2 separate regions of the Mus musculus genome follow, and region 1 is linked to region 2. Evidence: chromatin contacts called from ENCODE Hi-C data. All regions are on one chromosome and are shown on one strand. Each heading gives the region's core, a stretch centred on a gene start or an enhancer-like site at or near the end of the contact. The rest is flanking DNA. Distances are from core to core; before and after follow the strand shown. Region 1 holds the start of Hebp2 (heme binding protein 2). Region 2 has its middle 17 kb from the start of Nhsl1.

The links. A loop is a pair of places that touch in the nucleus more often than their neighbours do.
Region 1: a map of T-helper 17 cell shows a loop between it and region 2 (2.3-fold over the local background). The contact joins the promoter of Hebp2 here to the enhancer-like site in region 2. A Hi-C loop is called at or near these places in 3 of 37 maps with a recorded cell type or tissue (T-helper 17 cell and mouse trophoblast stem cell).

Annotation. Positions count from the first base shown.
Region 1 is chr10:18,542,830-18,548,662 of GRCm38, reverse strand. It overlaps Hebp2 (heme binding protein 2), which reads left to right and starts at 2,587. Exons shown (of 4, transcript NM_019487.3): 1 at 2,587-2,969; 2 at 3,450-3,585; 3 at 4,218-4,398. The coding sequence starts at 2,868.
Region 2 is chr10:18,387,605-18,393,995 of GRCm38, reverse strand. It overlaps a transcript of Nhsl1 not described here. Among named protein-coding and RNA genes, the nearest start is that of Nhsl1, 17 kb to the left of the region's middle. Within about 2 kb of position 5,124, at least 1 of the 3 ENCODE cell types and tissues checked has a DNase peak (open chromatin) inside an H3K27ac peak, as active enhancers do.

The DNA.
Region 1 (5,833 bases), core at 1,338-3,837, 160 kb before region 2:
GTCACAGATGAGAGGGACCGTTCAACTTCATAGGATCTCTTTTTTTCAGTGATAGAATATTCTGGGATTTGATAGTGGTGCTGGGTTTACAACTGAGTGAATTTGTTAAACATCGCTGAATTAAACACTGTAAAACAGTGAATTCCAAGAATAGAAATCACATCTACAAAGCAAGTTGTATATACACAAAATACTTACAGGAAAACTGGAGAGGATGCAGGTAAATAGAGTATCAAATGGTTCAAGAACAACTTAGCAGTTCACAAGAACCTGTATACAATTTGTATCCTCTCCCTCTCCCCCCCCCCTCCTTCCTCCACCCTTCCCTACACAAAAGCTGACAATAGTCCAAGTTGAAACAATACAAATCATCATACATTGATAAACAAACTGCTTATAAAAATCCTTATTTGACCATTAAAAAATGTGTATGACATGCATGAACCCTGAAGATACTTTAAGCAAAGGCAGTTAGTCACACAGAGCATCCCACAGTGTGGTTCTTCTATATGAAGTGTCTGAGCGCTAGGCGTGGACTCAGTAAATCTGGGACACTTTTACACCATCCTGGCTCTTTGACATTTTCTAGAGATGACCCGTGGTCAATCAGCAGGATGGGAGGTGCAGGGTGGGTAGGCCCCTCTGCTTTATTTTGTTTTTGGTTTCCAATCAAACCACAAAGATAAGTTCAAGTTACTAGTTTCTTGGAGCATGGCTCTAGGAGTTGGGTGTGCCCCAGTTTGCTTTCTGATGCTGCCATAAAACACTATCCAAAAGTGACTCGGGGAAGAAAGTGTTTATTTGGCTTACATTTCCATACCACAGTCTATCACTGAGTGATATCAGCAAACTGTGGGCAAGAACTGAAGCAGAGACCACGCAGGGAAGAGTGCTGCCTGTTCCCAGACTCACCTTCAGCTACCTTTCTTTTTGCTTTTCTTTCAAGACAGGGTCTCTCTACACCACCCTAGCTGTCTTGGAACTCACTGTAAAGACCAGGCTGGCCTCCAACTCACAGAGATCTGGCTAACCGTCTCCCCAGTGTGGTGCTGGCATTAAGAGCATCTATGCCACCATGCCCAGCCCCAGCTACACTTCCCAGAACCAGTTGTTCCAGGTGGCACCACCCACAGTTTGCTGGGCCCGTCCACATTAATCATTCATCAGAGAGAATGCCCCATTGACTTGCCTACAAACCAATCTGTTGAAGGCAGGTGTGTTCTCTGTTGAAGTTTCCTCTTCACGTATGACCCGGATTTATGCCAAACTGACAAAAAAAAAAAAAAAAAAAAAAAAAAAGCAAACAAAACAGAACTAACTAGCACAGGGGCTTAGAACATGCTAAAGGCTGAGGGGGGAGATCATTAAAAGATGGGCTAGCATTGTAATTGCTGCAAAACTCCATAAATATAATTGAAAGCCATTAAGTAGTTCACTTTACTATTATTACTGATTCTCTGTTTTTGAGGCATTCGGATATAGCTAAGAGGGGGTGGGGGTGGGGCAAGTGGCTTCAATTTTTGTGTGTAGTCAAGGGTCACTTAGAATTTCTGGGTTTCCTGCTTCCAAACTCACAGTTCTAGGATTACAGGGGTACACCACAATGCCTGGTTTATTAAATAGTAGAGGTATGTTAAAACATATACATGTAATTAAAAATAAAACTGAAAAAAATTCCAGCATGGGGGAGGGATGTCTCTGGAGTACTCCTGAGAATTCTTTATCAGTAACGGGTTGCTGGGACCTAGAGACTCATTTCTTTTTAGGAGTGTGAGCATGGGTTTTCAGTGCCTCAGTGATAGACTCCAGCCTAAGTGCATGTGAGTTGAACTAGCTGAATCCAGTGAGCTAAATAAATACTCAAAGAATTTTGGAAGGAAGATGTGATGGGGTGGAGGTGGGGTGGAGAGTGGGGTTTCAGGAGTTGAGGGGAGAGAGGGGCAGGTGGATATGATCAAGATAAATTGTATATCGGTATAACATTTTAAAAGAAAAAAGAGATGAATTATATATAAATTTATTTCAATAAATCTTTTGGAAAAAGTATGAAGCCTAGCCAAAATATCTAAAGAGCACTAGTGTGTGCTCTGGCCCGTCCTCCAGGGCTGACTGGAGGACTCAGATGGTTTCAGTAGCCCAAGACACAACACACACACACACACACACACACACACACACACACACACACACACACACACACATTGCTCTCCCCAAAGATGCTGGGTCTCCATTGACTTTCCACATTGAGCAAACCTGAAAACTGTGGGCCCTGGCTGCCCTTCTAGTATAAATCAGTCTGCGGATCCCAATTTGGACTCCAGGATCTAAGGGCAGCAGGAGTCAGAGTCCTGAGTGCTAGCTGCTAGAGGTCTTGGAGCTCCGCTGCGAAGTCTTGGGGCAGGCGATTTTCTTTTGTGAGGGTGGGGAGGAAGCTGATTTTGCAGAGGCGCTGGCAGCGTTTTCAATGTAGGGAGAGGCTCCCTGAATGGGTGCCCGGACTGGTTCCACAGAAACCGAGCTAGGAGCTGCTCAGTCCTCCGCCCACCACTGCCCACAATCCAGTTCTGCAAAACATCAGCTAGGTGGGAGGGACTCTGCAGAGGACCTAGATGACCCAGGGCCAGCCGGCCGATCCTGATCAGTCTGATCAGCTAGCTGATCCTGACCTTATCCCTGCAGAGGGGTGTGGCCAGGGCTGGCGCAAGCCTGAGGTTGGTCGCGACGCCGCCTTGTGGCTCAGACCGAGAATGTCCTACGGACCCGCAGTAAGGGCTGCAGGGCCGAGCGTGCGCCGGTGGGGAGGGGACTCAGAACAGGGTGGCCGGTGAACACAAACAGGGCGCGCCCCTCCCAAGCTGCCCTTACTCATGGCAGAGGAGCCGGAGCCAGACCTCGGGGTGGCCGAGGGCTCAGAGGATCAGGCCTTGGAGATGCCGAGCTGGAAAGCTCCGGAGGACATAGACCCCCAGGTAGGCGTCTTCCAGGGCCCGCAAAGATTCATCTGGGCTACTTTACCGTGATATGAAGAGTCCCCTAGAGTTAAGTTAAAATATATATATATATATATATATATATATATATACTATTTTAGATCTGCGCGAACCAGGAGATGCGTTGTTTAGCTGACCCCAGGAGAGAGTCATACATCCACTTCCTGTCCGCGGAGCGGGTGGGGTAGGGAGAAACTGGTTACTACTACACAGACCCAGCGCTTCGATTTAAGAAAAGCTTGTAATCTGTCCTTAGGGCAGTATCTGCTCTCCAACCCGTAGGGAAACCTCAGGAGAGTCCATGCTTGTCCTAAAGAACGGGAACCTCAGGCTAGACCTTGGGGGGAGAGGGTTGCAGCTCTCCTGTATTGGGGACTCTCACCTCCTGACGTTCATGAGTTGCTGCTTGTTCATGAGTTCATGAGTTACTTCTCTTAAGTTTTCTCTGTACCATTTTAGCCAGGAAGTTATGAGATCCGGCACTACGGACCGGCTAAGTGGGTCAGCACTTGCGTGGAGTCCCTGGACTGGGATTCAGCCATCCAGACTGGTTTCACAAAATTGAATGGCTACATTCAAGGCAAAAATGAGAAAGGTAAAAGTAGCCTCCGAGATGCTGCGATTACTGAGTTTTAGTCTCCTGAAGAATTCTGTTTTGTAATAGACGAATAACCAGATGACTGAAACTCTAATGTTTTTATTCACGATTGGCTTCAAGAACTTTAGTGTAGCTACAGTAGAGTGTTGCTGGGTTCTGCTTGTCAAGGTCTATACTTTCCTCATTTTTTTTTTTTTTTCCTAGATGAAATGGGACTCTACCTAGGGAGAAGTCCTTTCCTGTGCCAAATGCCTCTAATAGTGATATCAAGGGACAGGAAAATGCAAGGGCATGAGCCTCAAGTTGTGTGTGTGTGTGTGTGTAATTTTGCAAGTCTCTTCGCCTTAGGACCACAATTTCTGAGATATAGAGAAAAATAATTGGCCCATGTTTTCTGTGATTTCTTCTTTATGTTTAAAAATATAGAATTTATTAACCCAAGAAAACACTACAGAAAATTGTTTAATGTAGAGTAATGTGTCATTCTACCACTACCCCTTTATAAAAGAAAAACAAAAACAAAAAGATGAGACATATCAAGGGTACATATTTATAGTGGTAATGTAAAGGAAATCAAGAAACATCAGCCATAATATGCTAAAATTGCTTTCATTTTTTCCATGACGTAGAGATGAAAATCAAGCTGACAGCCCCCGTGACAAGCTACGTGGAGCCCGGCTCAAGTCCTTTCAGTGAGTCTACCATTACGATTTCCCTGTACATCCCCTCTGAGCAGCAACCCGATCCACCCAGGCCTTCAGAGTCAGATGTCTTCATTGAAGACAGAGCTGAAATGACGGTGTTCGTGCGGTAAGTGGTAGATAATTCACAGCCATGCTGCCTGCCGGCCTGCTGGCTGCTGGTTTTACCTGTGTGCATTCACCAGTCCACAAGCATCTCACCCTTCCATAAGAACCGTCTACTAGATTTCAGGATGTTTTCCTGCTGTCTTGGTTTTAAAATGTCACTGAAGTCTATTGCAAGATAGAATCCATTTATTGAGAAGTCTATTATATATCTTCCACATATAAAACATAGCACAAATTGTATCACTTGAAACATAGGACTATCCTTTCCTACAAAATAGATAGATCTGAACAATAATGCCTTCAAAAAACAGCATATGGTGTCTGTCCTAGTCTGTTTGGGCAGGCACAACGAATACTATAGACTCTGTGGCTTACCACAAACACAAGTTTGCTTTTTGTAGTTCTTTCTAGAAGCTAGGTTCAAGGTCAAGGCACTTACAGTTTTAGTGACTGGCTAGGGGCCATTTCCTGATTCATATAAGCACATTTGACCCTCTTTTGTAAGGGTGATAATTCCTTTCTTAAGGGCTCAGTCCCCCCCAGGATCTAACCACCCTCCAGAGGCTCTTTAAACTATCCCATTTGTGATTAGGAGTTTGATATGAATTTGAGAGAGACAGGCATTCAGTCCACAGCATTCTGTTCCTAACTGAAGAAACTTTGTGTCTTTCTCACTCACAAAAATGCATCCAGTCACATTTTACCAGCCCTAGAATCTTAGCCTATTTCAGCATTGACTCAAAAGACTCATTTAAATAACATTCAAATAAAATCTGGCTTGAGACTCAAAGCATGACTTATCTCAAAGCAAATTCTCTCTAGCTGTGGGCCTGTAAAAGTCAAACAAGCTATGGGCTTGTTTGTACAACATTGTGACATGCAAAGGAGGAACATCCCCTTTCAAATGGAAACCATAGAGAAGGAAAACTAACGGGCCTCAGTCAAGGCTTTAGATCTCTTTCTTGTCTCAAGGCTCTGCCTGCCAGGGTCTATTGGAATGAGATGGATGTTGGATCCCCAAAGTTTTCCTGGACAGGAATTGGGCCCTTGATACCTGACATATCTGAGTCTCATGATTCTGGATACCCCCAAGCCCAGCAAAGTTGTTAGGTTTAGAATCACCTCCTTGAGATGCTACCAGGCTACAAGTGCATACCAATCACTCTTCTGATCTGGTGTCTCCTCTCCCACAGGTCCATTAGGGAAGGCTGTAGTGGGGAGCGTCTGGGGTGGCCCAGCCCTTGCTATTGCCCTCTGCCAAAGTGCATTTGGGCATAAGGAGACATTGTTGAATACGGTAGACATGGGCTTTGCTCTTCTTTGAAAAGGGCAGCCAGACTGATTTCATTTTTACATCAGCACATTTATAATAAAACATATACCAATGAAGCATGCTAAAAATACTTTTTGCTTCTGTTTCTTAACTTTCTGTGTAA
Region 2 (6,391 bases), core at 3,875-6,374:
CTATTGAACAGTCCTGTTTGAAAGCCTGTCTTATATGTGGAGAATGACTCAAAACATGATTTGTATTTTAGTAGATGACCAGCAGGTGGCAGAACGCACAACCCACCTGCAATAGAGCCACCACCAGTAAAAGAAAATGGTGGGATTCACTAGGAAGGAGTATGCAGATTCAAACGCTGCCTGGCTGAGGAACCTGGCTTCAACTTCAAACCTGTGTCTGCGTCACAAAACAGAAGTTGAGTGAGTACCCATCCACCATGTCAGCAGCATGAGAGATAAAACCCAGCAGTGCTCTACGGCACTGTGGGCACAGTATGGACGAGGGATAAAGGACAGAACGGAAGCTAAAAGATGGCTCAGTGGTCAAGAGCACAAACTGTTGATCCAGAGGACCCTGGTTTGATTCCCCACACCCACAGGGTGGCTCACGACAGTCAGGAACTCCAGTTCCAGGGATTCTAATGCCCTCTTCTGGCCTCTGTAGACACCATGCCCTGCCGGCGGGTGAGGAGGCGGGGAGGAATCACAAGGTGAACAGCTCCTGAGACACAGACACACACAGACACACACAGACACACAGACACACAGACACACACAGACACAGACACACACACACACACACACACACACACACACACACACACACATGCAAAACAAAGAGCAGTGTTCCAGGCATTGCTTCATTTAAAGAGTCCAAATGAGCCTGGTCCCAAGTGACGTCTTCCAGTACTAAATTACAAACCCCTGGACTCCACCCTAGACGCTCAGAACTGCTACAGAAGGACCTGAGAGCCACCCGAGAGGCTGTATCCGATACACATGGAGACAGTTGGCTCATGCATTATCTGTAGACCATCTAGCAATCTATATGTAGTCAGAAGATGGATAAGGCCTGCGTTTGCCTTCTAGGACATACTCAGAGTAAGGAGCAAGTCTGTAGTTCAGCAGGGACAAACCAACCCCTCTGTCTTAGCTAGGGTTTCCATTGCTGTGAAGAGACATCATGACCAAGGGGACTCTTATAAAGAACAGCATTTAATTAGGGCTGGCTTACAGGTTCAGAGATTCAGTCCATTGTCATTGTGGCAGAAACAGGGCAGCACCCAGGCAGCCGCGGTGCATGGAGTTTCACATCTTGTCCCAAAAGCAAACAGGAGAAGATTGTCTCATGAGCAGCTAGTAGGGGGGTCTCAAAGCCCACCCCTACAATATCACTTCCTCCAATTCCCATTCTCTGAGCCCAGCATATTGAAACCACAATATGACATACACAAGAGGCCTCAGGTTTAGCCAAATGACCTGTGGGTAATTTCTCCACTGACACACTTACAATAATAATAATAAACCCTTGCTATCCCCACTTCCCTCTCCTTCGGCCCTGCCACCTACTATACCAAGGGATTTGTTCACTTTGCAGCCGCAGTCCCATTTCCACGGTCATTTCTCTCTGATCCCCCTGCTCACAGTGCCCCATCCCCCCCAACCTCAGCTCTCCTGCCCAGCTGTCATCGGTGGACATCTGTCTGTCATCACCACAGTCTCTGCCACCACTTCCTTCTCCGAGCAGTGGGTGTTCAGTCTGCTCTCTAAGTTTCCAGTTAGTTACCTTGCAAGGAAAAGGATAGAGCTAGCTGTGCTGGCGACTGGAGGGCAGCCATAGCTCCCTGCAACAGAAGTGGGAGTCTTGACTTGATTCTCCCTCCTCCCCTGAGGAGAGTACTGGGCCCACTCTACCCTCTCCGCTTTTGCTCTCCTCTGCTGGCTCTCATAATGCAGTTCACCCCTCAGCCCTGACCCTGTCGAACCTTTCACTGCCAACACCCATATTACAAATCCCACTCCATGATGGAGGCTAGTCTCTCCTATTGTCTCCTAAAAGCATAACTTCCGGTCCCCCCAAGTGACTACTCTCCCAGTTCTCAGAAAGCAAGCACAGAGAAGTTCCTGACTTTGCCTGGTTTTTGAGATTCCAGCATCAGCCCTTTTCCTGATTCCAATGATGAGCAAAACTTAACTCTGTGAATTCATAATAAAAATTCATTGGATAATGTGAGAAGGAAGGTTTTAGCATTTTCCTTTCGCCTTTTAGAAATATACTGAGACAACACAGAATGGCAGACACCACAGATATTTAAACCAGGCGGAGCTAGACCTTGATTTCCACATAAAGATTCACTGAAGCACGGCAATAGTGCCACCTTGTGGGACAGCCATGACTACACCAAAACTCAAGAGGCGATCCATATCCAGAAAAATCACTGTCATTTTTAGATGCATCTTTTTGAGAATTTGTAGACCACAATCAACCAAAGGACAGGTAACAGGCTATTAGTACCGGATCTCCAAGGAGTAAAGGCACTGGTAGTTAATACCACCCTGTTAATGGCTCAAGGTGAATGGATAAAGAGACCGAAGCACGGAAGCCTTCAGATACCATTTAACTGACCGTGACCCTGAAACCAAGAAGTAATATTTAAACATTTAGTCTTATATCCAGATAGCATTTGGAGGCATGATTATTATCATGAGAAATTAAAACAAATTAGTATATAACCTTTAAGAAAACAGTAAAGCCAGGCAGTGGTGACGCACGCCTTTGATCCCAGCCCTTGAGAGGCAGAGGCAGGCGGATTTCTGAGTTCGAGGCCAGCCTGGTCTACAGAGTGAGTTTCAGGACATCCAGGGCTACACAGAGAAACCTTGTCTCGAAAAATCAAGAAAAAAAAATTTTTAAAGAAAGAAAACAGTAAAACCCTCTGTTAAAACATAAAACAAAGTAAGCTAAGGACATAACATGGTTGGTAGAATTCTGTGCAGCATGCACAAGTCCCTGGGTTCAGTCCCCAGTACCCCGTAAACAGGACCAAAAACTGGGCATGGTGGTACATGCCTGTGATCCCAACACTCTGCAGGCAGACACAGATCAGAGCCTACCAGTGACTACTTGACGGGCTTGCTGCAGCCCGTGACACATAAGACACTGTCTCAAAACTCAACCAGATGACCACCTTTTAAAAAATGACATAGGTAACTTAGAAATAGGCCTGTCAATCTATCCTGAGAGAAAGAAATAACTGAATGGTAACTGTAGCACCCAAGGAACTCCTTAATATCAGCACTGTAGAAACACATAGGCAGCGCTAAACATGGGGCGGGGCAGGCAGGCAGATAACACGGATGTTTTAGTAGGCTGCTCTGAACATTTTCTAAATACACTACAGCGTATAAAGCAAGAGAGCAAGGAGCTGTTTCCTTTCCACGAGTTTTGGAGAAAAGCTTTTGCCTCCAGACAATCATGAGCCTTTCTCTGGAAGCCCCGGCACTCATGCTGCGAGAGACAGAGGCCAAAGGTCCCCAGTGGCCCCCACTTTCGCTACCAATGGATGCGCACTGCGTGTTGTCTTCTCCATGGGCTTCTCTAGCCAAATCCCTCGCTCCATTTAAGCAGCTTGGTTCAAATTGTAAAACTTAAAAGTTTCACTTACCAGATGCCTAGATAAATCTCATCTGGAGGCCTTTAGAACAAAGCCACCGTGAGTGACATCCAGCCTGGCTGAGTCTTGAGGGTGATGTGAATCCTCCGGACAGGCGATGCACGCCCGAGACTGCACAGAAGAGACTGGGCCGCTGTCCTCAGATGTGGGTAGTAGCCTAGCGCTGTAAGCCAGGAGCCCTCTCCTTGCTATGATCCAAGGTCTTTCTTCCTACCAGGCTTCAGATCTGGCTCTGAAGTTAGCACGCGTGCGCGCGCACACACACACACACACACACACACACCTTGATACACAGTTCAAGCACATCCGTGAGTCATGCTTCCACTTCCTCTCAGGGTTCCCAGTGGTCCTCGGTGGCACAGAGTTCATTCATTCACAACAGTGCGCGCTCAGTCACACGGAATACTCACACACTAAACTCCAGCCCTTAGCACTTTAAAAGTATTTCCTTTCAACCTCCTGTAAAACCACCGCCTCACTTTCATTAGCAGATGAGAACTTCATCCCAGCAGACGGGCTCCCCAGGCACAATTCACACACATTATACTTCATAGGGCCTTTTCAATATTTACTTGCTGGTAGTGTTCTTCCTTTCAGGTCACAGATTATAGTGTTTAGCAACACGAAGAAGGAGGGGGTAGAGTTATGAATTAGTAAACTGCCGGGGCTTCCACTTGTCAATTCATTCCCACCTCGGAGGGGATTTGGACCCAGAGCTTCAACTCTCGGGAATTACCTTCAGGAAATGACTGAATCAAAAAGGGAATTGGCCAATTTTCTCCCAAAACAGGGAGTTATGGGGAAACTCCTCAGCTGTAGGCAAAGAGAGAGAAGTCTCTTCCTATGCAAATAAGTTTTGTTTCCCTCAGAGCGAGTTTGGTAAGGATTGCCAGGCCCTTCCCACCCTTTGATATGCTGATCTCGGGCTTCTAAACATGAGGGGGGTTATTTGATCACATTAATTATTGGGGGGGGGGTGGAGAAAGTGGGTGCTGCAAGGGAGGGGTGACACAAAGACTTCTCTAAATTGCCAGTTTGTTTGGTCTTTCATGGCACGCAACAATCAGATTCCTATTCACAGCTATTTCAGAGCTGGCTGGGAGACCATCAAAGTGTTTGGGAGGATGGAGCTAAACAGAGCCAAAACCCTGACAGCTTCACTTTCCGTGGCCAACTCGGATGCCAGCTCCCCGGACTTCTCAATCTCCCTGGCCCTGAGGGGGGAAAAGTCCTTTCTTACCTCTTCTGAGGAGCAAGGTGGGACACTGGCACATTTTCCTTGAATGCTTTGATCCTAGGGTGCTAGTCTGTGTTGGTATTTGTAAACCACGGCCATGCATAGTTACCTCAGGAGCTTGTAACTCTACAGATGTGTGGGCCCAATGCCAAGTGCTTGGAATCCTAAGGAGCGGCAGCCAGAGCTGAAAGCACCTCTCCGCGGAAGATGAAGACAATAGACAGTAATTGTTAGGGAAGTACAGCAATGGAGCCCACCCATCAACAAAGGAAAGACTATATGGAGGGGTTGGGACGCGTCCCCAAGCTGCCAGGCAAGCCCTGTAAGTCACAGATGGCCTTTCTCAGAGGAGAAATCAGAGGACTTCACTCAACACAGGACCCTGGTCAGATGCAGACAGCTGCCACTAGGTGGCTACTTACACTAGAGCTAAGTCCTTGTGCACCTACCCACCAATTCAACATTTCTTGAGCCTTGGGAAGTAAACTTAGAAAGTCCTAACTTCACAAAGTAAAAAGTTGCCCATGTGCCACACCAACTTTATCGTGGGACACAGGGCAGAGATTGCTCACAGGCTTGTAAATCTTATCTGTGCTTGCTAAACAATTATTTAAATCATTATATGTGCACATTTTTGTCAAAAAACAAACAAACAAACAAACAAACAAACAAAAAAGCCTACTAGGTTGTCACAAAAAGATGGGAATAGTTAAAAATTTAAAAATATTAAAAATTTTAAGAACCAATTTCAACAAAGTAGAATGTACTGGACTAGATTATAAAAAGAAGTTTCTCTTGTAAGGATGTTTTAATTTTCACAAGACATGGCTATACATACAAATAGAGTAAAAGTGGTCCTGTACAAAGACAGGGCAGGGCTGAGGGACTGTTGAGGGGGAGGGGGAGGTACCCTGATTAGAAAAATAGAAAGTGAGGCTGGAGAGATGGCTCTGAGGTTGAGAGCACTGACTGCTTTTCCAGAGGTCCTGAGTTCAATTCCCAGTAAGATGGTGGCTCACAACCATCTGCAATGAGATCTGATGTCCTCTTCTGATGTGTCTAAAGAGAGCTACAGTACACTTATACACATAAAATAAATAAATCTTTAAAAGAAAGAAGGAAGGGAAGGGAAGTGGAAGGGAAGGGGGGAAGGGAAGGGAAGGGAAGGGAAGGGAAGGGAAGGGAAGGGAAGGGAAGGGAAGGGAAGGGAAGGGAAGGAAAGAGAGAAAGAGAGAAAGAGAGAAAGAGAGAAAGAGAGGAAGAGAGAAAGAGAGAGAGAAAGAAAATGAGGGGCCCAGAGTCTGGTAAAGCTCTTGGTTGCTCCTGGCTCCATCTTTGCATGTGTGTTACAGGATCTAGATACTATAGTCACCATCCTCCACAATGTTGGTAGCTATCTGAAACCGTAGCGGGTACTGAGCCCATGTAATCCCCTAGACACATATACCTATGGCAAAATTTAATCTATGAACAATGCCCAGTAATAGATCAAAAGTGATAAAAGAGTAACAGCAAAGTATACTAAAAAAAGAAATAAAGCAGTTTATTCCAGTGAGGGTTTTATGAGGTTATCTCTTTTTTTCTGCTCCTCTCGTCTCTAAAAGTATTGTGTTTTGTCACCTCATTTAAGAGGATCTCTTTATAGTTTCATTCGTGTATA